Regions from separate parts of the Homo sapiens genome. Here regions 1 and 2 are each linked to region 3. A link is a loop called in an ENCODE intact Hi-C map of the cell type or tissue named here. Cell type or tissue: PC-9. All regions are shown on one strand. Each heading gives the region's core, and the rest is flanking DNA. Links, peaks and the distances in the headings are about the cores only. Region 1 has its middle 42 kb from the start of LINC02182. Region 2 holds the start of LOC124900374. Region 3 has its middle 51 kb from the start of ZNF469.

Evidence for each region. Peaks named below come from ENCODE experiments on the same cell type or tissue, not always from the same donor. Only the 100,000 strongest peaks of a DNase experiment are listed, where the experiment ranks them.
Region 1: a loop joins it to region 3, with 16 times the contacts of the local background. A loop is called at or near these places in 6 of 110 quality-filtered maps.
Region 2: a loop joins it to region 3, with 15 times the contacts of the local background. A loop is called at or near these places in 3 of 110 quality-filtered maps.

Annotation. Positions count from the first base shown.
Region 1 is chr16:88,231,398-88,241,261 of GRCh38, reverse strand. It overlaps a transcript of ZNF469 not described here. Among named protein-coding and RNA genes, the nearest start is that of LINC02182, 42 kb to the right of the region's middle. RefSeq lists an enhancer at 825-1,119. In PC-9, for the core only: no CTCF peak of the experiment used is centred there; DNase peaks (open chromatin) are centred at 2,361 and 4,800; H3K4me3 peaks cover 3,291 bases; H3K27ac peaks cover 4,877 bases.
Region 2 is chr16:88,261,449-88,271,312 of GRCh38, reverse strand. LOC124900374 reads left to right here and starts at 6,773. Exons shown (of 2, transcript XM_047435026.1): 1 at 6,773-8,500; 2 at 9,079-9,864. The coding sequence starts at 7,263. The coding sequence ends at 8,222. It overlaps LOC107984862 (a long non-coding RNA gene), which reads left to right and starts at 6,179. Exons shown (of 3, transcript NR_171663.1): 1 at 6,179-6,548; 2 at 8,278-8,500; 3 at 9,074-9,864. It also overlaps a transcript of ZNF469 not described here. RefSeq lists enhancers at 4,924-5,726, 5,986-6,135, 5,727-6,531, 5,529-6,728, 9,825-9,864. In PC-9, for the core only: no CTCF peak of the experiment used is centred there; a DNase peak (open chromatin) is centred at 6,182; H3K4me3 peaks cover 405 bases; H3K27ac peaks cover 436 bases.
Region 3 is chr16:88,326,594-88,336,457 of GRCh38, reverse strand. It overlaps a transcript of ZNF469 not described here. Among named protein-coding and RNA genes, the nearest start is that of ZNF469, 51 kb to the left of the region's middle. RefSeq lists enhancers at 3,101-3,395, 2,640-3,839. In PC-9, for the core only: no CTCF peak of the experiment used is centred there; DNase peaks (open chromatin) are centred at 2,834, 3,245 and 4,227; H3K4me3 peaks cover 1,739 bases; H3K27ac peaks cover 2,800 bases.

The sequences.
Region 1 (9,864 bases), core at 1,696-6,695, 95 kb after region 3:
TCAACCTCCTAAGTAGCTGGGATTACAGGTGCGTGCCATGACACTTAGCTAATTTTAGTAGAGACAGGGTTTTGTCATGTTGCTCAGGCTGATCTCAAACTCCTGACCTCAAGTGATCTGCCTGCCTCAGCCTCCCAAGTCCTGGGATTACAGGCGTGAGCCACTGCGCCCGGCCTAACAATAGCACTTTTAACCCATGCTGCTCCGTGACCAAGCAGGGACAATGGCAGAGCCCTGCCAGGCAGCGTCTGACATGGTGTGGGCGGCCCTCCTGGCAGCCAGGGCCTGCAGGAAGATGGGGTTTCCGCCCAGCCCCTGGGGTGGGCCTCGGTGGCAGGTGGCTTGTGTGTCTCTTACCCCCACTGAGAGAGGGCTGGCGGTGCAGGCTGGGGCACACTGAGGGTCCCTGGCGTCAGCTGGGGAGGGGAAGTGGGCCGGGAAGGACTTTTCCATCACAAGGGGCTTTTCTTTTCAACCATCCTTCAAACCAACTCGCGGTTGCCCGTGGCTGCAGGTGACAGTGGTGATGTGCCTGTCTCCAAAATATCCCTAAGTTGCCTTCCACCTGGAGCGGTTAATTTCCCCTATTTTGAGGGCTCTGGGGTTGGCAGATACCCACTCTCCAGCCTTGCATCTTACACAGTGGCCTATCCCAGCTCCAGAGACGCTTCTCTCGCTCTCTGGTTGATGCATCTGCGTCTCTGTGGACCCCACGTTCTGCATATTAGTGCATTCCCTTTTCAATTCTTGCACCTGGTGGGCACAGTGTTGAGGCCAGGCGGTCAGCATGCCCGTGACCGATCCCATACAGAAAGGCCAGCCTCCCCACGCAGCCCTGGGCAACTGTCAGCTGCTAGCTGTGGCCTCTCTCCCACCATGCTCTTTCTCTGCCTCTCTCATTCCCTCCCTCCAAATCTCTCTCTCTTCCCCCATCACACGATTATTAGAGGAATGACTGGACTTCCTCCCACTCCTCCTTAAGTGACTCATTTCTGAAGGTCAGGCCACACTGTGGCTAAGTGAAAGAAACCCGTGTGAGAAGACACGTCCTGACCTCCAGAAATGACCGGGAGCACCTCCCACTGCTGATTGGGGCTGGCAGGACAGAGCAGGCTTTGAGAATCACCCCCTTAAATCATCATAGGCAGCCAGCATCGCCGGCTCAGGGTCAGTCACCAATGGGCATGGGTGTTTGGCTCTTCTCTGGGCAGGAGGATCGATGGCCCCGAGCACAGGCCAGAGCAGCAGCCCCTCCACCGCCAATGGGGCCTGGGCAGGTCTGCCTGAGCTTTTCCACCATCAGATTGTAATACCTACCTAGCTGGGCAATTTCAAGCTGGAAATAATGTAAATTTCTGGGCATGCAAGATAACACTGTCATTAAGAGACCACAGTGATTGTTAGCCAGGCATGGTGGCTCACACCTGTAATCCTAGCACTTTGGGAGGCCAAGGCAGGCAGATCACGAGGTCAGGAGATGGAGACCATCCTGGCTAACACAGTGAAACCCTGTCTCTACTAAAAAAAAAAAAAAAAAAAAAAAAAATATATATATATATATATATATATATATATATATATATATATATATATACAAAAAAAAAAAATAAGCCGGGCGTGGTGGCAGGTGCCTGTAGTCCCAGCTACTCGGGAGGCTGAGGCAGGAGAATGGCGTGAACCTGGGAGGCGGAGCTTGCAGTGAGCCGAGATCGCGCCACTGCACCCCAGCCTGGTGACAGAGCGAGACTCCGTCTCAAAAAAAAAAAAAAAGAGAGACCATCATGAAAATTCGCACTCAGACCCATTCCTGATCCCATCATATTCCAAGTCTCACCTGAAGCAAAGCAGTAGATGAAAGAATCCTGTAGTTCTTGGCACCTTTTATATAAGTGGCTTTCAACAGTCAATGCTAGAACTTAAAGAATCTTCTTCATCTTCTTTTTAACCACATAAAGGGGAAATAATTAAAACAACTACTTTTCAATTTTTTCCCAGCTGATCTACCCAACTCACAACTCTGGATTATAAAATGAACAAAAACGAGTAGGACCAGTAGAAAAACCCCAGAGAATAGCCGATGGCAGAGACTTCGGCACAACCCCACCTCCCTCACCCGCACCATGGCAGACATGTCTAATCTACACAGAGCTAGACCCAGACTCCAGACAGCCATTACCAGTCAATCCCAGTTCATGTGCAAGATTAAACCAGTTACTCATAGCCCGTTTTACCATGAATCAGACAAGGTCAGAAAGGGGGCAGTGACTCACCCAGCCTCACACAGTCACCAAGGAGGCTGGACTGTATCTCCTGAAGCTGGGCAGACAGCCAAGGCCATGGGAGGGAGGGAGGCCGGATCTCCACAAGGCTGAGGGGCAGGAACTTTCAGAAGCATGTTCTGTATGCAGTGATTCCACTACAAAGCAGAGGCGCCTGCTCTTCTCAACAAGGACAGTGGGCTGCTGGGCTCTGGTGGATTATCACAGGGCATGGCTGCCCCAGGGTCAGGTTCCGGGCTCTGCCCCCTTCCCTGCAGAGAAGGCTGGGATCTCCATGGTTTTAAGAGGGTTGATAGGAAGCTATCAACTTCACTGCCTTCTGGTCCTGAATGTTCTCAGATATATACATTTTAAAGTGTTTAAATTAAGTGGTGATTGGCAAACCCCAGTCTCCAACCCAGAGAGGACCTGGACAGTGGCCTCCTAAGGGAAGCCCTCAAGTTGGCTTGGAAAGACCCAGGCAGTCTACCTCGGGTCTACCTAGAGTCTATCTGGGGTCTATCTATCCAGGGTCTATCTATTTAGGGTCTATCTAGGGTCTATTTAGGGTCTACCTAGGGTCTATCTATCTAGGGTCTCTGCGTCCCACTTTGGGACATCCCTTCCTCCTGCCTCCTTCCCAGCAGCATCAGGGAGGGACCCCTGTGTGTCACTTGTGCGGCTCTCCACCCGACAGAGGGACAGAAGGGCTCATTCCTCTCTCCCTTCCCACGGGGAACTTCCAGCCTCCCTTCTGTTCCCTACCATGCAGTTCAGCAGACACAGGGTGAGTGGGTGCTGCCGGCCACATGGCAGCGTGGGCATCCCCCTCCCCGTCAGAGCTCCCAGTTGGGAGGGGCGGAGCACAGAGAAACAGGTGAAAATTAGAGGGTGGATTTCATCATCTCCAGAAACTTAGGAGAAACCAAGATACCTTCATAGGTGAATGGATGGGCTGGGGTCCCTCCAGACAATGGAATATTTTTCAGTGCTATAAAGAAAGGAACTGCCAGGCTGTGAAAAGGCAGGGAGGAGTCTTAGGTGCTGCTAGGTGAAGAAGCCCATTGGAGAAGGCTGGATACTGTGTGATTCCAACTCCATGACATTCAGGAAAAGGCAAAACCATGAAAACAAGAAAGATCAGCAGCTGCCGGGGCTGGGCAGAGGGTGACTGGCAGGAGCACAGAGTGCAGGGAGGGTGAGTGGCGGGAGCAAGGAGGGCAGGGAGGGTGAGTGGCAGGAGCAAGGAGGGCAGGGAGGGTGCGTGGCAGGAGCACGGAGGGCAGGGAGGGTGACTGGCAGGAGCACAGAGGGCAGGGAGGGTGAGTGGCAGGAGCACGGAGGGCAGGGAGGGTGAGTGGCAGGAGCAAGGAGGGCAGGGAGGGTGACTGGCAGGAGCACAGAGGGCAGGGAGGGTGAGTGGCAGGAGCACGGAGGGCAGGGAGGGTGAGTGGCAGGAGCACGGAGGGCAGGGAGGGTGCGTGGCAGGAGCAAGGAGGGCAGGGAGGGTGCGTGGCAGGAGCACGGAGGGCAGGGAGGGTGAGTGGCAGGAGCACGGAGGGCAGGGAGGGTGAGTGGCAGGAGCACGGAGGGCAGGGAGGGTGACTGGCAGGAGCACAGAGGGCAGGGAGGGTGACTGGCAGGAGCACAGAGGGCAGGGAGGGTGAGTGGCAGGAGCACGGAGGGCAGGGAGGGTGAGTGGCGGGAGCACGGAGGGCAGGGAGGGTGAGTGGCGGGAGCACGGAGGGCAGGGAGGGTGCGTGGCAGGAGCACAGAGGGCAGGGAGGGTGACTGGCAGGAGCACAGAGGGCAGGGAGGGTGAGTGGCAGGAGCAAGGAGGGCAGGGAGGGTCCGTGGCAGGAGCATGGAGGATTTAGGGGCCCAGGAAGCTGCTCTGTGATACTGTAATGGGGATCGTGTGCCATGATTCATCTGTCAGCACCCACAGAATGTTCTCAGTAGTGGAACTGGAGGGCAAGGGAGGATGGAGAGAAGGGATATGGTAATTGTTATCTGCTCTATTTTCTGAAACCTAAAGCTGCTCTTAAAAATAGTTTATTAATTAAGAAAAAATTAGAGGGATGCTGGTTTGCTTGGCAGAGCACTGATTCTTTTAAGTCTGTGAACCAAATATAATTTTTTTTTTTTTTGAGACAGAGTCTCGCTGTGTCTGCAGTGGCACTAGCTCGGCTCACAGCAACCTCCGCCTCCCAGGTTCAAGCGATTCTCTTGCCTCAGCCTCCAGAGTAGCTGAGCTTACAGGCACCCCCCACCACGCCCGGCTAATTTTTGTATTTTTAGTAGAGATGGGGTTTTGCCATGTTGGCCAGGCTGGTCTTGAACTCCTGACCTCAGGTGATCCACCTGCCTCGGCCTCCCAAAGTGCTGGGATTACAGGCGTGAGATACCGCGCCCAGCCCAAAAATAAAACTCTAAGCTCCCCAACCAACTGAATGGAACCCTCTTCTCAGCCAAGAGGATTCCAAAGTAAACCTGAAAAACAAGTTCAGGCTGTGATGGGAAGTGGGGGTCGGACACGTCTCTTTATACCCGCCTCCCTATGGAATTCAGGCCCAGCTGACCAGCACTCACATTAAAACTGAGACTTTAAGACTGACAGCACAGGCTGTTTGTAGCAATAAGACACCAAATTCCAACCCGAGTCTAGTATAACATCACATGACAGGGAGCAGGTCCTGGAAGGAATAGAGTGTTTGACATAATTTTAAACGGCCCCGCAAAGCTGTCTCTTGTGGGGAAAATCCACATTCTGTAGAGAATCCTCTTCCCTTTCCAGGGCTTTTTCTGATGCTGGAGAGATGGGCTTAGCATCTAGCACATTTCAAAGGTCTCAATAGGAGACATTTGCCATCTATTGCCTTGAAGGGCAGCCCCCTATGAGATTTCTTCTACAGAATACGAACTTTGGTCTCCACAACCCCTTATCTTAATCCAGACACTCCTTTCTGTTGAGTCCAGGTGATCAGATAATAACTTAACTCTCTCAACCAATTGCTAATCAGAAAGTCTTTGAACCCACCTGTGACCAGGAAGCCCCTCCTCACCTTGAAGTCATCCCGCCTTTCTGGGCAGAGCCAACGCACATCTGTCAAGTATTGACTGACTCTGCCTGAACCTCCTGTCCCCATAGTGTATGAGCTCACACTGTGGCCCAACCCCCTGCGGCACATGTCCTCAGGACCCCCTGGAGCTGTGTCACGGGTCACGCTCCTCACATCTGGCTCAGAATAACTCTCTTCAAATATTGTATGGAGTTAGATGTTTTTTTCAGCAACAAGTCCTCATGGGGAACCACGGTTTGGTGTCTTTCTCTTCTCAGATACTGAATTCCTTGAAACGTTGACCTCCAAGATGCTAACTCAGGTGGGAGGAATTCAAGACAAGGAAGGAGCCTCTTTTGGGTTCTGGTTCCCGTCCCGCTACTGAAAACCCCTGATACAGTTCAAGGAGTGCGACAGCGCTGGTTTCAAATCCAGGTTTGCAGCCTGGTCTGGCGTGGAGAGGTTTTACTCTTGGGAGGCCCAGGAGAGGCAGAGGCTCTGGGCCAGGGAGGGCTGGTGTCCACGGCACTCCCAGTTCCGCGCTCCAGGTGTGTTGGGGGAGGGTGGCCACTCAAAGGAGAGAGCCTCAGAAGGAGGGCACTGGGGACCCAGGTACTGCTGAACCCAAAGAAATGAGCCGTTAAAAAGGAGAGAAATGTGTGCGGAAGCCCGGAGCTCCATGGGCAGGGAGGGCTGTGAGGGGAGCCAGGGACCAAGGAGAGACCCCGTGGCTTCGACACTGCCAGTCAGGACCCTCTCCATCCCTGGAGAGGCCCGGTGCGAAATGAAACCACGGGATCCCTTGTCAACCAGTCTCAAGAATTTCAGCAGCAGCCCCAGCGCCGGGCCTTCCCAAGCCAGATCCCACACCAGAAGGCCGGGGCCCTGCAGGACCCGAGCTTGGCGGCATCCCTCTCCTTCCCAAGTCTAGGCACCTGGAAGGGGGCGAGGAAGGGCAGAGCCGCCCCCACCCCGCTCGGCCGCCTGCCCCCCCGCACATCCCTTCACACCCTTCCCAGGGCCAAGGGGGAACATTACAGCTTCTGCGTGAATTCCTGTTTTCCTCCCTTCCTGTGAGTCAGGCACGATTGCTTGCACTGCGTCCGGCCGCCCCAGGCTTTATCTGATGGGAACGAGGCCTGGCCTAGGGCCTGAGAAGCTGCAATGGGAAAGACAAACACGGGCGGTGCGGCCCTCTGCTCTGTGACGAGAGCACTGCCCCCTTGGTTCAGGGACGCTGTGTCCAGCCTCCCCATCGGAGACACTCTGAGGGGACCCTGGAGGCCGTCCAGCTCCAGAAGAGCGCGCCCAGCTCCCCACGGGCTGCGTCCAAACCGGTCCCCTCAGGCACCCCTGGTGGATGATCCACAGGCTGTGCCACGGTCAGCCCTGGTCCGCGCTGCGAGGCTGGAGCCAGCCCCGGTCTGCGCTGCGAGATGGGAGGTGGAAACTGGCTTAGCCCAGCTCCGGCTCTGGTTCCCCTCCCTGGCTTCGTCCTCAGCGTTAATTCTTTGTACCGTTCTGAGCTAAAGGTCTTCTCCCTGCCCCTCAAGATCACACAAGGTCACACAAGTTTCTTGGCCCTTACAAAGTCTGGCTGCTGCAGATGTTAAATCCCATCCCATCTATAATATAGGAAGCTGACAGTTCTTAAATCCTTCAGCTCACTCAAGAGGGAGGCCACGACCCACGTGCCTGCATGCTAAGCTTTCCATGGGGGCCTTACTAGAAAAACGCAGTGATCTCAGAAGATCAAAGAAGTTGGTGCTACGTTCACAACCACCTCCTCGGGGACTGCTGAGACCCAGCGGCTTTTGTACACAGGGCTTCTCCTCTGGGTTCAGAAGTCCATGGCCCTTCCAATCACCCAGCGCCTGCAGCCCACACAAAAGCCAGTGAGCTCATCCCAATAGGAAAAAGATAATTTCATCGTTTAAAAAAGCACTTAAACAGCAAAAGTTCCTGTGGAAACCACATGTGGAAAACCCACTGACAAACAGGCCAAATCCCTAAACCAAGGTTCAAATTTCAGGGGCTTCAGACGGGGCTGCGGGCGAGAGAGCAGGGTATTAGGGCTGAACGTCCACCAGCAACCAAGAAGGCGGCTGCACTGCGCTCACCAAAGCGCTCGCGCACAGGAGGCACTCATGGGCTTCCCGCATCCTCTACGTCCCCATCGGGGTCCTGAAACAGATCTGCCTCCAGGCACCTCGGCACAGCCAGGCCAGCCCATCACGGCCCCAAAACATCTGCCTTCCCCTGGTGGGAGAGTGGGAGAGTCATGGGGCTGAGGTTTTGGGATCCTGTTTCATGCCCAGGCGGCCCTAAGCCTAATCAAACTCCCTCACCAAAACAGAACCCAGTCAAGGCCAGCTGCTATACATTTGGGCGCCTTCCCTCCCGCAGAAACCTCCAGAACACGGCATCCAGTAGCCCCCTGCTGCCTGGGGCCCATCCAAGGTGGCCTGGCCAAATTTCCAAGAGGAATAACAAAGTGAGCCCACGGCCCAGGCCAGGAAGACGGCAATGATGTTCAGGTTCCCAGGTGGCCCCCAGACTTTGGACACAGGCAGGGACAAAAGGAATTGACAAACCACTGGCCATGGTGGGGCTGCCCCAGTGCTGAAGGTTGGCGATTTCCTCCCAAGCCCCACAATGAAAACAGAAGCAGAAACGAGGCTACACACACAAAGAACCTGGCGGGGACGGCTCTCTGGCACTGTGGGAGGGGAGATGCTTGCCGCGGTGCCCACAGCCTCTTTCTCACCAGGCCACAGCAGCGGTTCATCCAGCCTTCACACGGCCTCAGTTCCCCACACAGGAACAGTGAGTCTTTCGGAAGCCTCGTCCTTGAACGGCTGGAAGGAGCAGACAGAGGCTCCCCCGGGCCGTGGGAGGCTGAGCCAGCGCCTGAGGATCTGGCGGAGGAGGAAGAGCCCAAGGTCAAGGGCAGCCCCACCCCAGCCAGCCTGCACCCGGCTGGAGGTGGCCATGCAGGCCTGCTAGGCGGCGGCCAGACCACAGGCCCCTCCACCTCCCAGCTCCTGGCTGCTGAGAAGGCTGGGGCGCAATATGCGACGTGCCCAGAACCCTGAGGAGCAGCTCCGAATGTCAAATAGTTGCTGGGCTCTGGAGAGGAAAAACACATTGACTTTGTTCAAGGACACATGAGTTGCAATCTGGGCAATGCTGCCAAACAGACCCGACCCAGCCCCAGGCAGGGCGTTCTCAGGGCCAGCAGAAGCCGCCGTGGCCTGATCACTCTGCAGCTACCCTCTTGCCGCAGGCTGACCCTCTCTCAGGCAGAGAGCTCCCGGACAGCCTGCTACCCACGCATCACTGCACCCAGGGCACCTCTTCTCAAAACAAGGACAGCGTTAACTGGGACAAGAATGATTTCCGCAAAGGGCAGGCCTAATCAGGATGGAGGAAAGATGCTGGGGTTTCTCTACTCTTTCCAGAGATTGCAGTGGCCAGTGCCTGGACACCCCCGAAAGTCCCAGGCCTGGTCCAGCTGTCCCAGGGAATTGGGAGGCGGGGTGGTGGTGGGAGGGGGAGCTGTTGACGCCACCTCCCAAAGTGGTGTCTCTCTCATTGACCAGCCGTATTGGGTGGGGGAGGTTTTTAAAATCTGTGTTCTAAACATCCAGGTAATCACTGAAACAGCCCGATGGCTGTGCAGGGCAATCCTTTCATCCTGCCCTCAGGTTGAGGCTGGGAAAGAAGTGGCAGGACTCAGCGTGATTTCGTGCTCTAGTTTTCTTGAACCTGGGAACTGTTGCAGCCTCAGCAGGGACCTTGCCGTCAACGTTGGCAGTGCCCAGCCTTTGCGTGGTCGAGGTCTGAGGGCCAGATACCCTCCTCGCGCCCGCCCTGCCTTCCCTCCAGGCTCCAGGTCCAGGAGCCTGCCCGGAGGGTCCACCATGCCTGGGTCCATGCAGAGTGTGGCAGCAGGGAGATTGGGGCCGGGTGTTCATTCCCTGCCTCCTGCGGCTTGGCTGCACCCCAAAAAGCCCATCACGGGCACCTTCAGACTTTACTGTTATTGGCTCAATAATGGCCCCCAAAGATGCCCACATCCTAATCCCAGATCCTGGGAATATGTTCCCTGGTGATATTTACATGCAGACGTGACTGAGCAGGTGAGTAAGTGAAGGCTCTTGAGATGGGAGTGGCCCGGGGTTGTCCCGGTGGCTCAGTGTCATCCCAGGGTCCTTGAAGAGGGAGGCGGGGGGCTCACAGGAGGAGGAGGTGTGAGAAGGAACACAGAGTCAGAGAGAAATGGAAAGAGGCTGCGCTGCTGGCCTGGAAGGTGGAGGAAGGGCCATGAGCCGAGGAGTGCAACGGCCTCAGAGGCCACAAAGGTAAGAAAAGGACCCTCCCCTGGAGGTCCCAGGAGGAACCGGCCCTCACACACCCTGATTTTAGCCCAGCGAGGTGTGTGCCAGACTTCTGACCTCCAGAGCTGACAGAGCTGTGAGCCTGTGGTCATCTCGTCGCAGCCCCGTGGCACTGACACACCTGTCCTCTGTGGATTCCAAGAA
Region 2 (9,864 bases), core at 3,217-8,216, 66 kb after region 3:
GAGCAGCTGCACATGTTGCCACATTCCCACGTACTTTGTCCAAATTCTGCACAATAGCTTTTCCGCAGGGTCTGTTATTACCAACAAAGATGATGACGGTGACTAACGTCAACACGCTCTCCGGGAAGCCAGGCCTGGGCTCGAGCATTCTGTGCAGAATCTCACTGAATCCTTTCAACAACCCTATAAGGCAGGTTCTGTTACCATCCCCCTCTTATAGAGGAGGACCCCTGAGGCTCAGAGAGGGAATGCGACTCATTCCAAGTCACACAGTGAACAACTGAGCTGAATCCCAACCCAGGCCTGTCTGATTCCAGAGCTGGGATGTGGACCGGCCGTGAATCCTCAGCCTGGATGCCAGCCCCGAGAGGGGGGACCCACACCTGAACTGTCTGTTCCTGAACTGAAAACAAGAATGAATGAATGAATAAATGATAGAATAAATGGGTGGAGGCTCAAGCCAACGGCACTGATCTCAAAGCCCAGAAGTTCTTGGCGGTTAGCCCTCCATAGAAAGCCTTGAACACCACACAGAAGTGTTCAGCGATGGGCTTTTCCTTCCCAGAGAGGAGGAATGAGAAGCAGGCAAAAGCCAAGAGAAAAACAAGAGGCAGAGGAAAGCAGCCTGGAGAATTTTCCCGTGGAGTGAGCATGATTGCTTTGGATACTTGGAATCTGGGCACAGTCTGTGAAGCATCGAGTATGGTAAAAGCCTTTGGTTTTGTATGCTGCAGACGGATGGAATGTCACTGTCTGGGAAGCTCAGGCACAGAAGCATGCACACAAATGCCCAGGGAGTCTGCATGATAAGCAGGCCCTGAGCAGCCATGTGGAGTCCGGCCTTGTCCTGAGCCTCTGGCTGTCCCCATTTTCCATACCCTCCAGGCAGCAGGTGCGAGCATCCAGGACCCTGGTGAGCTGGCCGGCCACATGGGCACACACAGCCATCAGCCCACGGTGCTGAAAGGCCCAGCTGGTTTGTGAGCAGCCAACCAGATCTCCTCCCCTTCACCCTCAACGTCCTTGGGAAGGATGGGTGGCAGGGCTGGGAGGCCGAAGGTCAAGGAGCTGGAGTCCCCTGGGCCCAGGGTGGGGAGCAGGGCCCTGGCCAGACCCTCTCTCTACCCACATGGGCTTGGGGTCATCCAGGAGGATGCATGCCAGAATTCTGGTCCATGAAGATTTGGCATTTCACTGCAGGCGCAATTTACCTCCAAGAAAAAAAAGCTACTAACGAATGCCAGTCTCCAGCTGATGATGGCTTGCCCCGTCTACAGGAGGCAGTGCTGATGTCACAACCACCTAGAAATGCAGGACGCGAACCTAGATCCTGGATGGTGGTTTCTAGAAAACACTCTGCTCTAAAGGAGCCGGGGCTCCATGGAGAAGTGGCTGAGTCCAGGGCGTGGGCAGGAGAATGACTGGGTGCACCTGGAGCATCTACGCCGGGAAGTCAGACACACTCAGAAAAGGTGGGGACACTCCTGACCACCTCAGGAGCCATCAGAAGCCACTGAGGTTGTAACTCATGGAATAGAGTAACAACTCACAGGGCCATCCTGGTGACAGAAAAACCGGCAAATGTGTGCTGGGGGGATTGGTCAGCAGTTCCCGAGAGCAGGATACCAACCAGCAGGTGCAGAAGACGTGATTTAAACAAGCGTCCCGGTAAGGATGGGTGGGAGGATGCCACACAGACATGGTGGGAGGAAGCTGGGCAGCCCAGGTGGAGGCGGGGCCCATAGTGTGTGCAGGGGTCTTAAGAGGTCCGTGTGTTTGGAAAGTCACATAGTAAGATGTTGAGAAAAGATAAAAATAAAGATGAGGATTGGGAAAAAGAAAAGAAAAAGAAAAAGAATGTGCTGCAGGGTGATATTCATCTCCTGTGGGAAACACCAGTTCTACCCACCTGCCACAGGCCCGGCCGCCAGGGTGCACCCACCTGCTGTAGGCCCGGCCGTCCGGGTGCACCCACCTGTCATAGGCCCGGCCGCCTGGGTGCACCCACCTGTCACAGGCCAAGCCGCCTGGGTGCAGTTTTTATCCCTATTTTGCAGGGAAAGAAGCTAAGGCGCAGAGAAATTATGCAGCTTGCCCCAGCCGGCCGTGGAAAGTGGAAAGACTCAAACCCAGTTCCACTGGTGTGGAGCCCAGCTCCCGCCTGCCGTGCCTGCCCCACCTTCACCTGCTCCTCATGGAAAGACTGGGCTGTGAGAAAGGGGAGGGCTGAGCAGAGGGACCCAGCATACCCAGCCCTCACCCAGGCCCTGCATGGCCCAGACCCTCCTAGGTCAACTGAAATACCATCTCTCCTCCCGGCAGCCCGTGACCTTCCATGCCCTTCCAAGGGCCTAAATGTGATGTCACTGCCCAGGCCCAGGGCTCTATGTGTCCAAGGATCCCCTCCCTCTTCAGGGGAGGCTCACAGAGGGGAGGTGACCTGCCTGGTGTCCCACAGCTCATGGGGGCCGGGCTGCACGTTTTCCACACAGAAAACATTCGATGTACTTCAAGCGAGTGTCTGGGGCACCCTCCCAGGCTTACCTCAAAAAAAATGTTATGGTGGCCCGGGCTTAGTGACTTGCTTCCAAAGAACAGAGTAGAGAAGTGTGACAAGCGTGACCTCAGCCCAGCGGCCCAGGTCAGTGTCGACAGCCACACGTCCTGCTGGCGGTGCCAACCCCCACGGGGATATGAGGCACCAAGCACTTGACCCCTGCATGTTCTTCCTGAAAACCCAGGATCTCACTCTACCCAGGAGAAAAACGCCAGGAGAACTCAAATTGAGGGACAGTCCACAAAATACTCAGCCGGTCCTCTTCAAAACTGTCAAGGTCCTCAAAAATAGGGAAATTCTGAGAAACGGTCTCAGTTGAGAGGAGGCCCTGGGGATGGAGTGTCACACGGGGTCCTGGGACAGAACACAGATGTTGGTGAAAAAACGACTGAAATCAGAACCAAGTCTGACATTTGTCTGTAGTCAGTCAATGTTGTTGATGTACAGACCAACGTCATCTTCTCAGGGTAGCCAAATGCACCACAGAGACTTAAGACACCAGCGAGGGGGAGACTGACAACGGGGCATGGGAACGCAGGGCTCATGCCACAACTGTCCTAGAAATAGAAAATTCTTCCAAAGTAAAAAGTTTACATTTAAAATATAGGGAAAAGACTTGAATAGACATTTCACCAAAGACGACATGTCAATGGCAAATAAACACATCCAAAGGAGCTCAACCTCCATGAAGAGGGGAAAAGCGCATCGAAGCCCACTGCACACCTGCTGGAATAACCCTGATCAAAACCCAGAGGATGGCAGGAGCCGGTAAGAATGTGGAGAAATCGGTTCCCTTGCTGCCGGGGGGCATGGGAAATGGCTCAGCCGCTTTGGAAAGCCAGCTGGTGCTGTTAAAAGGTGAAAGGTCGGCTTACTCAGGACCCGGCAGTGCCACCCCAAGGAATCTATGTGAGTGAAGTGAAACCTACTGGACACTCATCGCTGCATTATCCCAAACAGCCCGACCTGCAAACAGCCACGGTGTCCCTGCTGACCCCCTGCCCCCAGTACAGCCTCCTCCTGGACTTGGGTAAGTCAATCCCCCAACAGGTGCACCCTCCCCTCCATTTCCACTCAGCCCTTATCCCCCAGGGACCCACTCCACACCTGGGGGCCCTGTGTGGTGACCTCCTGCCAGGCCAGCCTGCCCCAGAGGGAGGAACACAGAATCCATTTGGAACCGAAAGGGACTCAGCTCAGCCGGGAAAAGTAGGCTCTTTATTTCCAGCCTCACTGACCACGTGCTGCTCTGTGTCCGTGGTGGACCAGCCCTGGGCATGAGATGAGCAGAGCTGGCCCCCGGACCCCTCCTCACCACGTCTGAACGGACAGCACTTCTGTGTCCAGGGGTGTGCGTCGGGCTCCCGGGCAGACAATCCCTGGGCTTTCGCGACTGGCACCGAAGTGAGGCTGGGCAAGAAGGCACTGGGCCAGATTCCTCCCTGGGGCACTTAAACGGGGCCACAGGGAAAGAATCGATGTGGTGACGGGTGGAGGCGGGGCTCCATGGCAGCCACGGTCAGGAGCAAGCCCTCGGCAGCAAGGTATAAATAAGCCAAAGTGACAGGGGCAGATGAGTGACACGGACAGACCACACGCAGAGAGTGAGGGCGCCGATGGAGGGTGCCGCCAGCCAGTGTGAGCCGCAGGGAGAAGGCAGATAGAGTGAGCTCCAGAGTCGTGACCCACGGACACCCAGGTCCTCTTGCCGGGCACCCGGAGCGCCTGGAATCCAGTTCCCGAGGACTTGGCGGGGGCTGCTGCTCCAGGGCCCCCCTGGTTATGGCTGGGATGAGTTTGCAGAGGATGCCCCCGCCACCAAGCTCACACCTATAAACACTGATCATACAAAGTGTGTCATTCTTGTCACACCAACTAAAACTGCCTTCGGAAGGCAGGGGAAAAGTACTCAGGGCACGACACTGCTCCAAGGATGGAACTCTCTGCAAGTCCAGCTGCTGAAACTGCCTTTTGTCACCTGGGACCAGTTTTATCCACAGCTGCTGAGGTCACTTGCTCCAACTCCAGAAGGAATTCTGCTCACAGCTGTCACACCGACCAGCACGTCCCAGGTCCTCAGAACTTTCCCAGCGCCAGTGAACTTTCTCAAAGAGCAATAGGTAACCTTCTCCTTTCTTGTAAAACCACCAACCTTCTACTGCTTCTCCAACCTCCACCATTTACCTGGTCGGCACGTATGCCCCAAGATGCAATCCTTTCTTCCCAAATAAAACGTTAAACTTGGAAATTCGCCTCTACATTTTTATTTTGACTTGAACATACCCCAGCAACCGTGAGACCCCGAGGACACGAGTGACCTTCCCTGCTCCTGGTTCCTTCGTGTGCACGACAGGCCGTACTGTCTCCTGGAGCCTGGGGCCTGACACCTGGAAGCTCAGCCGGAGCGGCCCCAGCAACCTCCCTGTAGCTCCAGCAGTGCCATCCCTGTGGTCAGCGTGGACCTGGCCTCCCAGTGGCCCCAAGTCCCCCCATAGCTCCAGTGGTGCTGTCCCTGCAGCGTGAACCCGGCCTCCCAGTGGCCCTGCATTCCATGGAGGGCTGGGCCCCCTGCCCTCCTGAGCCTCACAGTGGCCAGCCAGCCTCACACGCTGCTGACCCTCAGTAGTGGCCAACCCCGTGTCTGTCGGAGGGCACAGGCCACCATCCCCACGGAACTCAGGCCTGCTGCCTGGGCAGGGGCCCTCCAGGAAGCCTGGCACTTAGGGGTGGCAGCTCAAGCTTGTTGGGGGTGGGGAGCTGGCCGGGCACTCAGGGCCCGTCATGTGCAAATTTGGGCCAATCCCACCCCCTCTGGGCCTCTGTCCCCATTTACCAGAGAAAGATGGTCTCCGCTGAGCCAACCACCTTCATCTAAACCAAAGGACAGAAACCACCTCTGCTGAGCCTGGAGGCAGCCAAGGGAGTGGAGAAGCCAGCGGGGATCCCCTGGTTGGGCCACACACACCCCAGTGAGGCTGCGAGAGAGACGCGCCGCCTCCCGAGGTGCAGAGTTTCGCAGGGCACAACCCACTCCCGTCTGCTCCTGCAGCACCCTGTGACCCAGGACGGGCGGGTTTCCTGTGCCCCACTTCACAGACGGGAACATTGAGGCTGAGGGGAGCTGAGTGAGGTGTTTGCGGTCCCCAGCCACACGGTGTGGCTCTGGCTTTGCTCAGATGCCACACGCTGCACGCACTCCTTTACTGGACGCACCCGGCCCCGCCGGATACTGCCGTGCCCCCTCCCAGGACAGCAGCAGGAGCACCCAGCCCTCCTGGATGTCCCCCTGCCCCTCTGTGCCGCAGCCCTCATGACTCACTGGGAGGCCAAAAGGAAGCCCCAAGTGATTTTCTAGCAGCACCTCCCGCAGCCCTCGGGGTGAGGCTGGGCTGTTCTGCCTGCGAGTGGTGCTAGGGGAACCTCCTGAGGGGTCCCAGGAAGGCCCCTGGCCTCCTGCCTCCACACCCCTGATTTCTTGGATCCCTTTCTTGGTCAGTGAGAGCCGACCGGGTGAAGTCACCCCTGGAGGAGGAGGGAGCTGAAGCAGCCGGTGACTCACTCACACGAGACAGTGGGCGGCGGCCAGGGCAGAGCGGGACTCCCCATTGCTGGCTAAAATCCAGACAGCGCCTTGGCCTGAGGTGTCCCTGACAGGATGAGGGCGGAGTGGCAGCTGCCGAAACCTGAACTCCTCTGCCCTGCCCCCGTCCCTTGAACCCACGCATCTAGTAGGTCAGCGCCAGAGGAAATCCTCGAAGAAAATGGGCGTCTCCCTTGCTGAGCACAGAACCGCAGTCAGCCCTGTGTGCCCGCTCCCTGGATGAGGACAGGAAGGACATGGGGGAGAGGCCACGGTCACCCTCAGGAGCCCCCAGACCCACTGGAAAGCAGCGCAGTGAGCATCTGAGCAGTACCGCCTGTGCCTGGCGCGAGGGTGCGAGGCGGGGGGCCGTGTGGCCAGGCAGCCTAGGGTTGCGCCAAAGCCCAGCAGGTGTGGGACGAGCAGGACTGGACTGGGAGGGGCTCGGGGGAGCGGGGACCTGTGCTGAGCTTGAGGTGTGGCTGGGCTGGGAGGCCGGACAAAGGTGTGTCTCCTCTGGCCATGCAGGGGTCAGGCGGTGGTGCTGGGGAGGGGGATGTGGGAGGAAGATGGGGCTGGGATGAGGGGGGAGGAGGATGTGGGAGGAAGATGGGGCTGGGATGAGGGGCCAGGGCTGAGCTCAGCAGGTATTGGAAGGTGCCATGGCTCTGTGAACATGCACAGGTGGGGAGGCTGGGGTGGGGGCAGAGCAGGGGACAGTCCTGGAGCCAGCAGACAGGAGGAGGCATCTCTACAGCACCCCAGGCTTGGAGACAGGGCTGGCTCACCTCAAAGGGGGCCATGGGAGAGAGGAAGGTGGGCATCAGGGCTGGCCTGCCCCGGCCCCAGGAATACGTGGGAGTTGAGCTGCATGAGGGGTGGCCAGCCTAGGGCAGGGCAGGAGCCACGGGGCGTCCGCTCCTCTCTGTGGGTTTCGGTGTGGGAGGAGGAAGGACAAGCTCCTCCTGGAAGCAAAGGGGCCTGAGGACCCAGGAGCAGAGTGACCTTGTGGGCAGGGCCGTCCCTGAGGCCTGCCACATGCAGAGGACGTGGCCCCTGTGGCCAGCTTGGTGCCAGGAGCAGGTCCTGGGGGGTGGGGAGTAAGTCTCCCAGGGGCCGAGCTCCATGAGTACACGTGGTGTGGACACTGGGCCTGCCACAGGGAGGCTGGTGTGGGCAGGAGGCTCCCTGGGAAGTGGAGAAGCGCTTTCTGTGAGCTTGTTCCAGGGCTCTGGTCAGCCCAGCCTGGGGTCTCATGGCCACGCAGGTCAGCAGGAAGGGGAAGATGCCCCAGCAAGGAGGCAGGAAGGCGGCCTCTGCCCGGCGCATCAGTCTCGGAGGTGGGGGACCCAGGGTTTGTTCTCAGCAGGCCTCCTCTCCTCCTCTGCCTCACAGTCACCTCTGGGATGGGAGAGGCGGTGTCTGCAGGGCCCTTCCCACAAAGTCTGTCCATCTGCCCCTGCTGCTGCTGCAAGGGGCTACGGGTCCTCTGGCGACTCTGGACCCCCCGGAAAAGGGAGGCTTGAGCTGCCCACTGCACCCTTGACCCCTTCTGAGCCTCTCAGCAAAGTCCCAATCCACCCTCCTCAGGAGGTCCCAGGGATTTGCCCACATGGGCACCCCATGCCCTCAGCCAACCAACCCCACCATGGCCCACACGCCTGCCCCTCCCTCTGTCTCCTTGGGGCCCCGCACACGTTGGCACAGAACATCTCCCTGCTGGGTGACCTCTTCCCGCGAGCGGCCCAGGACAAGTGCAGCCTTCTGGGCAGACACAGGGAGCGGGCGTTCCCGATTCACAGAGGACTCACCTCGGCGTACTACAGCAGCCTGGCAGAGCCCAGCCTGCGACAAGGGCCTCATATGCATCTGTTGAGTACACCAGTGAATCCCAATCCCCTAGTTCGTTTTCTACCCCAGAGGCCCAACAACTGGGTGGGGTGGGGGAGGCATTTCGCTGGACGCCGTGGAGACGCAGTATCGTCCGGGAACCTGAGTCTCCGTAAACCCCGGGGTTGGACAGACCAGTGCCAGCAAGCTCCTTCACAGAGAGGAACTCAGACACGAATCCCTGGAGACTCCTAGTTCTCATACAGAGCTTGTTTTTTCACTTCCATTTTCAAAGTCCGGATTTTCACAGGTCTGCTTCTCCCGGGGGCCACGCCTGCATTTCTGCGAACGATCCCCAGCTGTCGCTAATGAAACGCTCCTCCACTGAGAGGGAGCCCAGCCCCACTCAAGCCGGTCAGAGCTCATCCGTAGGAGGCTGTGTGGGGGTCACGCCACCACAGGACGCAGATCTGCCCGAAGCCTGTTTTATTGCACTTAACTAATTCCCAAGATAAACCACTGGGAATTTCCATGTAAGCACTTAGGCCTCTGTTTATGAGAATCTTTGATCCACTGAGAATGTTTAGAACTCACTGAAGCATCCCTGGCCCTGCCCAGCATCAAGCCTTCCGAGATGCGTGAGGGCAGGGAAATTGTCGGCCTGTGCTTGGTCTGTGGGGACCCAGGACCCCAGGAGGGGACCCCAATAGGGAGCCTCTGCCCCCCAGGTGGTGGGGTCTCTGCTGGGACTCTGCAGGCTCCTGCCCGTGGCCAAGTTCATGGCTGTCTTTTCCAGAGCTGCCCCAGAGCCCTAGACAGCCCCATGGAAGGGCCCATCTTCCTCCAGCCGTGGAGGAAATTTGCAGCCATCCGTGACCTGCAAACTGTAGCTTATGATGGACTGCTCCCCATCCACCAAAGCCCAGCCACTTGGTTTGGAAGCCACTGCCCCAAATGGCCCCTCTCCAGTCACTGAACTGCAGTTCAAACGCCCCACCCCTCGGCTCTTTGAGCAGCCAGGCTGCCTTCTCGCTCTGGGATGGTTTCTTCAAAACCCTCTGGAGTATGTCCAGTTCTTCTGTTATTTCAGGGTGTTTTATTTCCAGCACAGATTTCCACTTCTGCTACCACCGGGATGGAAAAGGCCTCTTCCCTCAGATTCCCCCAATCCCAAGAATGCAATTCCTTCACTAATGCTGAGTGGAGACATAGTCTCTACAATCCAGAAGGCTGAGTGAGGTGGAAACGTCGGTGCAGCCTGCAGCTCACCTGGTTGTCACTCGTAGATCGGCCTCGGAAAGCTCCAGGAAGTTGGTTTGGGATGAGCCGGGCGTCCTGCACAGATGGTGGGAGGGAGAGGAGGCCGGAGCTTCAGCCAGTGCAGCGCCATGGCCCCTGTTCTGTGGTTCACTGGGGTGTGAGGCCTTCCTTGGGCTCAGAGAGGGGGCCTCCGAGTCCTCATCCACAGAAGCCCTCTGTGCCACCAGCAGGGAACAGCCAGCAAAGAGCCTTCACCCTGAAGATCCAGACGGAATTCTTGGTTTCTACAGCTGCTCCCTGCCTCTCCCCACAGCCACGGGAAGGGGAGTTAACCGAGGCAGCCCCCACCCGAGACAGACCTGCACAGGGCCAAGAACTTGCCCTGTGGTAGGGCTGGGGGAGGAGCGGCTGGTGGACTTTCTGTGTCAAAGGCAGGTGTCACTTTCAGCTCATTAATTTCACTTCTCCAGGTTCTCAATCCACCAAAATGAGCTCTTTACAAAGGCCAGGACCTGCCCTTCTAGAGGACAGGCTCATACTTCCCAAAGCTTCAGGACTTCGGGTCCTGTGGCTGCCCATCCGTCAGCAGAACTGGGTGAGGCCAGGTGTGACATCAGACAAGTCCCCCGCCTCTGGC
Region 3 (9,864 bases), core at 1,997-6,996:
TGTCTCACGTGAAGGATGAACGTGTGTGATGTTGGCATGTTAGTGTCTCACGTGAAGGATGAACATGTGTGATGTTGGCATGTTAGTGTCTCACGTGAAGGATGAACATGTGTGGTGTTGGCATGTTAGTGTCTCACGTGAAGGATGAATGTGTGTGGTATTGGCGCATCACTGTCTCACATGAAGGATGAACATGTGTGGTATTGGCGCATCAGTGTCTCACGTGAAGGATGAACGTGCGTGGTATTGGCGTGTTAGTGTCTCAAGTGAAGGATGAATGTGTGTGGTGTTGGCATGTTAGTGTCTCACGTGAAGGATGAACATGCGTGGTGTTGGCATGTTAGTGTCTCACGTGAAGGATGAACATGTGTGGTGTTGGCATGTTAGTGTCTCATGTGAAGGATGAACGTGTGTGGTATTGGCGCATCACTGTCTCACATGAAGGATGAACATGTGTGGTATTGGTGCATCAGTGTCTCACATGAAGGATGAACATGCGTGGCATTGGCATGTTAGTGTCTCACGAGAAGGATGAACGTGCATGGTATTGGCATGTTAGTGCCTCACGTGAAGGATGAATGTGTGTGGTATTGGCACATCAGTGTCTCACATGAAGGATGAACATGTGTGGTATTGGCGCATCAGTGTCTCACGTGAAGGACGAATGTGCGTGGTATTGGCATGTTAGTGTCTCACGTGAAGGATGAACATGCATGGTGTTGCTGCGTCAATGCCTCCATGTGAGTTTCTTTCTTTCATTGATTCGATGCTTATCGAGGCTCTCATTTCTCCTCCCATCAGGAGGCAGAGCTAATTCCCCTCCCAGGCATCTGCCTGGACTTGGCAATGCCTGAACAGTGGAGTGTGGCCAAAGTGAGGCCCTGTGGCTGGGTCATCAGAGGCCCCTCCAGACACTCACTTTGGGAGCCCTGAGGGGCCGAGGAGGGGGCCTGGCCACCCTGAGACCCCGTGCCAGAGTGGCCCTGTGGGGACGTTCCAGCTGTCTCGCCATGGCACCAGCTGCAGAAGTAAGGCCGCCCTGGAAGTTTTTGACCAGCCCAGCTGCCCACAGAGCACCCCGGAGTGGCCCTCATCCACACCATGTGGAGCGGAAGTGCATCCAGCCCTGCCTGCATTCCTGACGTGCATCCAGATATGTACTAACCAGGGAGTTAAGCTCTGAGTTTTGGGGTGGTGGAGAGCCTGGCCTGCATCTGACCCTACAGTTAAGCTCTGAGTTTTGGGGTGGTGGAGAGCCTGGCCTGGTTTCCTGGCAAACCTAGCAGCTTAGGGCAACAGACGTTCATCCTCTCACAGCCCCGGAGACTGCGAGTCCCAGATCAAGGCATGCGCAGGGCTGTGCTCCCTCCAAAGGCTCTGGTGGGTCCTCCCTGCCTCTTCCTGTGCCCAGTGGCTGCATGGCTCCCCTGTCCGTCTCCATCACACATGTGTCCTCCCGTTGGCATCTTCCCACACGGCTCCCCCTCCATCTCCATCACACATGTGTCCTTCCGTTGGCATCTTCCTTCACGGCTCCCACATCCATCTCTGTCACACATGTGTCGTTCCGTCGGCATCTTCCTTCACGGCTCCCACGTCCGTCTCTGTCACATGTGTCCTCCCGTCGGCATCTTCCCACACGGCTCCCTCATCTGTATCCATCACATGTGTGTCCTCCCGTCGGCATCTTCCCATCTCAGGCTCCCTTTTCCTTATGACGCTTTCATAGGATTTAGGCCCCACCCTGGTCCAGGACAACCTCATCTTGAGATCTTTAGTGCAATCATATCTGCCGACACCCTTATATGAAATAAGGCCACAGTCATCGGCTCCAGGTGGACATGAATTGGTCACAGTTTGACCTTTTGAACCTTCTGGGACAGATGAATCACTCCCGGCTCTGTGATGTGTGCACACCCTGGGTCATACAGGTTGAGTATCCCTAACCCAAAATGCCCCAGAACCCAAAATTGTTTGAGCTCTGACATGATGCTCTTGGGAAATGCTCCCTGGAGCATGTCTGATTTCAGATGCTGGGTCAGGGATGCTCAACTGGTCAGCGTAAGGCAAACATTCCCAAATGTGACAAAAATCAAAACCAAAACACTTCTGGTCCCGAGCGTTTCAGGTAAGATTGTTGTTGTTGTTTTTTACCATCCATCCCCAGAATTTTTTTCAAAGGGGGCATTCACAGGAGGCTTAGTCCAGCTTAGTCCAGCATCTCAACAAACCTGAAAAATTTCTTAACTCTTTGGTCTCTTAGGAAAGGGAGTGACATTTGTAACACAGAGCAAGACTTCCTTAGCTTCACGCCTGCCTCCCTTGGGCACACACACAGACACAGACACACAGACACAGACATACACATGCACATAGACACACACACACAGACACACACAGACACAGACACACAGAGACACACATGCACACACAGACACACACACACAAACACATAGACACAGACACACACAGATACACACAGATGCACACAGACACACATGCAGACACACAAACACATACACATGTAGACACACACAGACACACACAGATGCACAAAAACACACACACAGACACACAAACACACACACACACACTGCAACTGCCCCCACGTCCCCCCCACCCCCTGCCACGCAGCCGTCACTCTCCCTTGCTCAAGTGTGTGAAGTGCTCCGGTTCTTGGTGTGTTTTTATTCTCCTCGGGATCTTTACTACCAGCCCCACCTCGCGGGCCCGCATCCGTGGGAAGAATGAAAATGCCTTCCCTGGGCAGGCAGCCCCGGCCACACATGCAAAGACTTCCGTGCTCCTGCCTTCATGCCCCACCTTTGCATCTTTGCTGGAAGGAAATGTCTCCAAGTTGTAACTGTCGCTCAGTCACCCGTGGGCCCCTCTTCCATGACTCAGCAAGTCCGAGCCTTCTCCACCCATGGGCCCCTCTTCCGTGACTCAGCAAGTCCGAGCCTTCTCCACCCATGGGCCCCTCTTCCGTGACTCAGCAAGTCCGAGCCTTCTCCACCCATGGGCCCCTCTTCCGTGACTCAGCAAGTCCGAGCCTTCTCCACCCATGGGCCCCTCTTCCGTGACTCAGCAAGTCCGAGCCTTCTCCACCCATGGGCCCCTCTTCCGTGACTCAGCAAGTCCGAGCCTTCTCCACCCATGGGCCCCTCTTCCGTGACTCAGCAAGTCCGGAGCCTTCTCTCCCCTGGCCGTACCCACCGGCTTGGAGACCACACCTGGTTTCCCTCTGGGTGGGTGGAGGCTCTCAGGAAGCATCAAGCAGGGGACTCACGGATGGACGGTGGATGTGGGGACACTCGCTTTGCCCACAGAGGCCACAGCATGGGCAGTGGGCACATGATCCCAGCAGGCCTCCTCCCTCTAAGGTTTACCGCCAAATCACCAATGAGCAGCAGCACAAGGACCCACGGGGTGTGTCCTGGTGCCAGAGTGCACCTCTGGGTGCCACAGAGGCTGGGCAGGGACGTGGCTCCTGGGGACACAGCTCGGTGGCTCTGACAGGGGGGTGGGAAGGTCATGGGCTGGAAAGCAGCATGACTGGGTCTCCAGTGCCCAGACTCAAGGGGCAACCCGGGGCCTTGGTCTTCTCGTCTGTGAAACGGTGAGGAGGCTGGCTGCAGAGGCTGCTTGTGTGGAGTCTTGTGGGAAGGGTTTGCAGGCTGTGAGAGCCGGCCTGAGCAGTGGTGCTGGGGGCCCTCACCCTGTTCCCAGCAGCCCCCCCTCCCCCATCCTGCCCATCTCAACCCACGGGTTCTGGAGTCCCTTAGGGGAGGACTTGCTTTGTTGATTTTCATGGTGCCTTCCCTCTCCCTGCCTCACATGGCCTATGCCAGGTGGCTGCCTGCCAGAGGTGCACACAGAAAGGTTTATTCTTCTGGAATGGCCCAAACCTGCAAGTCAGATTCAGAGCCAAATTAGAACCCAGCATCCAGTGATGCTGCAAGGACCTTGCTCAAGGCCAGGGCCAGCGGCAAGGCTGTGCCCAAGCGTGGCGGTGCTCAGCACTGCCAGGAGAGCCGGCACAGAGGGGGCAGGGCACGCGGTGACGGCACATCATGGGTTCCCACGGGTGCTTCCAGGCCTCAGGCACCCGCGCCAGCTCCCCACACAGACGGTGTCATCCTCCTGCAATAAGCCACAGCATTCTTGGACGCTGTGCCGAAACCCGACCCGCTTAATACCTAATGGGGTAGTGCACTTGGAATGCTGATTTCCTATGAGTCATTTTCCATCCTCTGTCAAAAAATGCAACTTTGTTTATTTCTGAAAGATTCCTTCGGTGGCTTTACTGATGTCAACTAAACACCAAGGAGGGGGTGGAGAGAGACTCCCTGTCCCATCATGCCTGTCCTCAGGGCTGTGAGGAAAGCTATCTGCCAAAGGGGACTCGGGGGCTGCCAAGGGCCATGCGGAGACAGAGGGTCAAACCCAGCTCTGCTCTTGGCACAGTGGCCTTGGGCAAGTCACTGCCATGCCAGGCCTTCATATTCCTGTGAATGAGGAGGGGGCTACTCCTAAAGCCTGCATCCTGAGCTTCCAGGACTCATGGGTGTCTCCAGAAAAGGAAAAATGAATAATGATGACAACAATGGTGATGGTGGTGATGATGGTGATGATAGTGATGGTGGTGATGAGAATGATGATGGTGGTGATGATGATGGCGGTGGTAACAATAGTGATGATGATGATGGTGGTGATGATAGTGGTGATGGTGATGGTGACGATGGTGATGATGATGGTGGTGATGATGGTGATAATAGTGATGGTGGTGATGAAGATGATGATGGTGGTGATGATGATGGCGGTGGTAACAATAGTGATGATGATGATGGTGGTGATGATAGTGGTGATGGTGGTGGTGGTGGTGGTGGTGATGGTGATGACGATGGTGGTGATGGTGATGATAGTGATGGTAGTGATGAGGATGATGGTGGTGGTGATAACAATAGTGATGATGATGGTGATGATGGTGGTAGTGATGATGGTGGTGATTATGATGGTTATGATGGTGGTGTTGGTGGTGGTGATGGTGATGACGATGGTAGTGATGGTGATGGTGATATGATGATGATGATGGTGATGATGGTGGTGAGGAGGATGATGGTGGTGATGGTCATGGTAACAATGATGATAATGATGGTGATGGTGGTGATGGTGATGATGATGACTATGAAGGTGATGGTGATGGTGACGATGGTGATGGTGGTGATGGTGGTGGTGGTGACGGTTGTGATGGTGGTGGTGATGGTGACGACGGTGGTGATGGTAATGATGGTGATGATGGTAATAGTGATGGTGATGGTGATGGTGACGATGGTGATGGTGGTGGCGATGGTGACAATGGTGATAGTGGTGATGGTGGTGGTGGTCGTGATGGTTGTGATGGTGATGATGGTGATGATGGTGGTAATAGTGATGGCGATGGTGATGGTGACGATGGTGGTGATGGTGATGGTGGTGGCGATGGTGATGACTATGACAATGATGATGCAGCTGCTCAGTGTTTAGTGAGCACTTGCTGCATGCCAGGTGCTTTTGCAGACATGTTCTCAGTCTGCACAAACCATTTGCTGCACAGGGAATGTGTCTCCATTTTTGTGGATGAGGCTCATAGGACTGAAGGGGCAAGCCCAAGGTCACAGAGTGGCAAACAGGTAGCATGCGGCAGTGGCTGGCCTGTCACTCAGTGTGCAGCCTCAGCAGGAGAGATCATGGGAGGGCCAGGAGAGAAAACTTCTCCTTTCCCTGGGGGCAGAAGTCTCTCACCTCCTGTGCTGACTGAGGCAGGGGTGTGGGCCATGCCTCTGCCTCTACACGTGGCAAGCCAGACACAAGCTTCTTTCTTAGTCCCTCTGTCCATGAAGCGGAGGCCACAGTCTGGGCCAGTGAGAACCAAAGACATGCCAGGAAAACCACAACACGTCATTGTTTTGTGACTGTTGCTCACGCATGAGAACCACTGGGAATATGCGTGCTAAGGACGGTGTGGAGAAGCAAACCCACTCCGCTCTCAGGGTAGGAGCCTGAATGGGCATGACTTTTCAGAAGGCGTGGCTATGGCACCAATGCCCCACACATCATCACGGCAACGTGGAGTCCACTTCCAGGACCGTATCCGACAGTACACACAGCAGAAATGCTAGGAAGGGCCTTCGCATGTGCACACACATGCAGGACACCCACACAACACTCACAGGACGCCCACAGGATGCCACAGGTCCCGTGTGCAAGTGCATTCACAGGAAACAGCCACAGCATAAGTGCCCATTGCCTAGGGGTGATGACAGCATCATTGCATGTCCCTAAATGAGAAACGCTCTAACCGAAAGTCAGAAGGCCAAGTCCAACGCTGACCTCCCTCTGCCTCTGAGGCTTTGCCTATGCCTGGCATTTCATGTGGATGGCATCAGGCTGGATGTGGCCTTTTGTGACTGGCTGCTTCCACTCTGCCTGTACCCAGGCACCCTGTGCCCAGAGTGCATCAGACTACGTTCCTTTGGGTGCCTGGATGATGCCACGCCTGTGGGCGCCCGTGGTGCTTGTCCGTCCCTCACCGGATGGCCTGAGGGCTGAGGCCATCTCTGCTCTGGTGGGTGAGGCCTTGTGAAGGCGTCTGCATCCCAGGAAAGGTTTCAGCTTGTTCTCACCTTGGGGTTGCTGCCCCCAACCCCATGTTTTCAGCACAAATGTTGTTAAGAACTTTTCCCTTGACCCCCGTCCCCTTTCCCCTGGAACAGCTGAAAGACTAATGTTTTCAATGAGGACCAATTCCCTGTCAGTGTGACCAACTTCCCAGTCTCTTGGGGACCGAAGCGCTCCCAGGATTTGGGGCCTTCAGGGGCAGAAGTGGCTGGCAGAGGTGCTAGCCCTCGCCTCTGAGAAGGGAGCCCCTCTGGGGAATCTGGGGAGCTCCCACCTGTGTTTCATCCTCACCCTTCTGACTCAGGCCCTCAGAGGGCCAGCGGGAGGCAGCCCCCAGCCCCTGCTTGGCTGTGGTATGAGGTGAGACCCCTGGAGGGGGCTTCCGCTAGGCAGCGATGTGCGGTTGGTGGGAGGAATTAAATCACGTCTCACACACCCTCCCTTATCGGCTAGCTGTGTCCACATCTGGATCAATACTAACCCAGGCCTTTCCTTCCAACGGGGCTTCTCCGTGTTCTCAGAAGATGAAGAAGCAGCAAACACACTGGCTGGGCTCCCTCCCTGGAGCCCCTTCACCACCTGCCCAGTCACGGACAGCAGCGGCCGTGTTACTCCCCAGCTCATGAACCTTCTGTGGCTCCCTGTTGTTGACAGTGAGGGTCGACACACAGACCCCGGATACCACTGCCAGAGCTCCCGGTCAGCACATCATGGGTCGGATACAGGAACTTGCACTTTTATAAAAACTGCAGGAAATATGGAGGCAGGTGGTCTCTGGGTTTTCTTTGAAGGACTCCGGCTGCGGGTGAACGTCGGGACCCCGTGGAGAACATTTAGGGCCCTGACCCTTCTTGCTGATTCGGTTTGACTCTGCTCCCTCCTCGGCCTCCTCCGCTTCCTCCTCGGCCTCCTCTGCTGTGGCCAAACTGCGTCTCCCCCACCCGCCTGCCCCAGCTGTTTTCTCTGGACACCTGGAATCCTCTCTGGTTCCTGTGTGGTGCTCACTGTGTGGGAAGCAGCCCTCCCTAGACTGGGCGCCTCTGTTGCTCACACCGCACCCTCTCCCATTGCACTCAGCTGTGTGTGCACATCCCAGCCCCCCGGCTGGAACGCTTGAGGGTTGTATCTGATTTCTTCTGGTTTTCCTTGTCTGGTGCATTTTGGGAGCCAGGGATGGAGGAGATCAGTGCGTTGGAGAAGAACCCGGGCCCTGGACCCCACAAAGATCCATGTCAGGCCAGGTGCATCGGATCAGCTTCCCCACAGAGCACACACTGATGGTGTCTTGCACTGGGGCCGTGGCGTTTCAGGTCCAGCAGCAGAGCTTCGACGGTAGCCATGCGGCCAGGCCCCGGCTGAGAACTGCCATGGCGTTTTCCTGGGGAACCTCCCTGGAGGTTGTGAAGAAGGCACTGCTATCATTCCCATCACACAGGTAAGGAAGTGCAGGCTGGGAGCCGTCATATGGTTCAGCCAAGGTCACACAGTCAGCAGCAGAGTGAGAATTTTGTTCCTCTACAGGCATTTTAAATACACCTTTAAGGCAGAATACAGTACACGTGCAGAAAGCACCAAGACTGAAGTGTCCGGCCTGGCCCATGACATAGCGTGCGTCTGCCTGCACAGCAGCCCCGGGCGAGAAGCACAGACTCGGCAGCTCCTCCTTCCCTGGGACCTGCGGATTCCTCGACCTCATCCCAGCTTTAGGACCGTGGCTCCCATGGCGTGTGCCCTTCTGTGTCTGTGGGAGTCGCCGTGTGTGCCGGGAGCTGCTGCTCTCCTGCCTGGGCAGCAGCATGGGTCGTGCATTCCCCATTGGCTGGGACAGCAGGTGGGTGTGCAGCCGTGATGGAGCCCGGCCGTGAAAGTGTTTCTGGTAGACAATCTCACGTTTCTGGTTTCTGCTCTGCTGGGTGTGTTTCCGGTGGGTGTGTGGGCCCCAGCTGAACTCGGGATCCGGCCGGTTTTCTCAAGCAGCCGGGCCTAGTCAGCTCCGACCACACTGCGGCCTCTCCAGCTCCTTCCGGATGACACCTGTGGTGCGGGGTCTAAGCATGGAGCCCAGGCTGCCCTGTCAGTGCTCAGTGAGTGTGCACGGAAGGTGGGAGGGGAGAGGGCGGTGGAGGAGCGGAGAGGAGGGAGGAACAAGGAGGTGGCCCTGGAAGCACTCAGCCCTGAGGTACGGAGCACGTGCCCTGTCCTGCTGCCGGTGACGCAGCCCACCGTGAGCACAGACCCCCCCCCAACCCCAACGTGATATGTTGAGGATGGCACAGGCCTGGCCCCTAGCTGGCCCTGGGAACCGCAGATGAGAACATTTCAGCACCCACACCATGCTTACGCCCTGGGATGGGGCTGCCTACCCGCTTCACAGGATGTGGCCTGCAGCCCACCTCGTCCAGGGAAGCAGGTGAAGGTGCATCTACCAAAGCCAGGTGGCAGGGGTGCTGCACAAAGGAGAGGCGAGGCCGGGAGGACCAGCGTGGCGAGGCGGGGGCTGGCGTGAGGCTGAGTGGATGGAGAGGCAGACCCAGAGAACCAGTGCCGGGGAGGCAGGGGCTGGTGTGAGAAGCCCCAGTGGTGCAGGCCACAGGGTCCCACAGGCTCTGGAGAGGCGGCCACCCGGGGCCTGGACCTTGTGCCAGTACGAGGGACACTATTTGGGATGGGGGATGGCCCCACTCCTGGGGTCCAGAGTGGCGCTTCTCCTGAGGTCCCACAGCAGATGCTGAGGACAGACCAAGGACATCAGGACCCTCCGCCCATCAGAGAGGCGGGGCCGCCCTGACCCAGGAGACAGCTCAAACCAAAGACAGACAGACAGGAGGGAGAGCGACGGGGAGGGAGACAGGGACACAGGCCGAGAGAGGTGGGGGTGCTGCTCCTGGGCCCCGCTGCCAGGTGGGCATTGGGTACTCTGCCCAGTTTTCAAGAAAATGAAGTGCAGACAAGGCAGCCATGGCTGAGTCAGGAAAGAGCGGGGGGGTCAGGACCGGCCCGAGTGCTGCCCTGGCCAGGGAAGGCCTGGGTGTCACCCTCTGATCTGGGATTGTTCTGGAAGGTCTCTAAGGTGCTTTCACAGCGGGGGTCCCATGAGTCAGTGACGTTAAAGCAAACACCCCAAACCCGAGGCCTCCATGTGAGTGCCTGCGTCAGGCACTCTGGTCCTGACCTCCATGTGAGGTGGCTGGAGGGTGGTCCCTG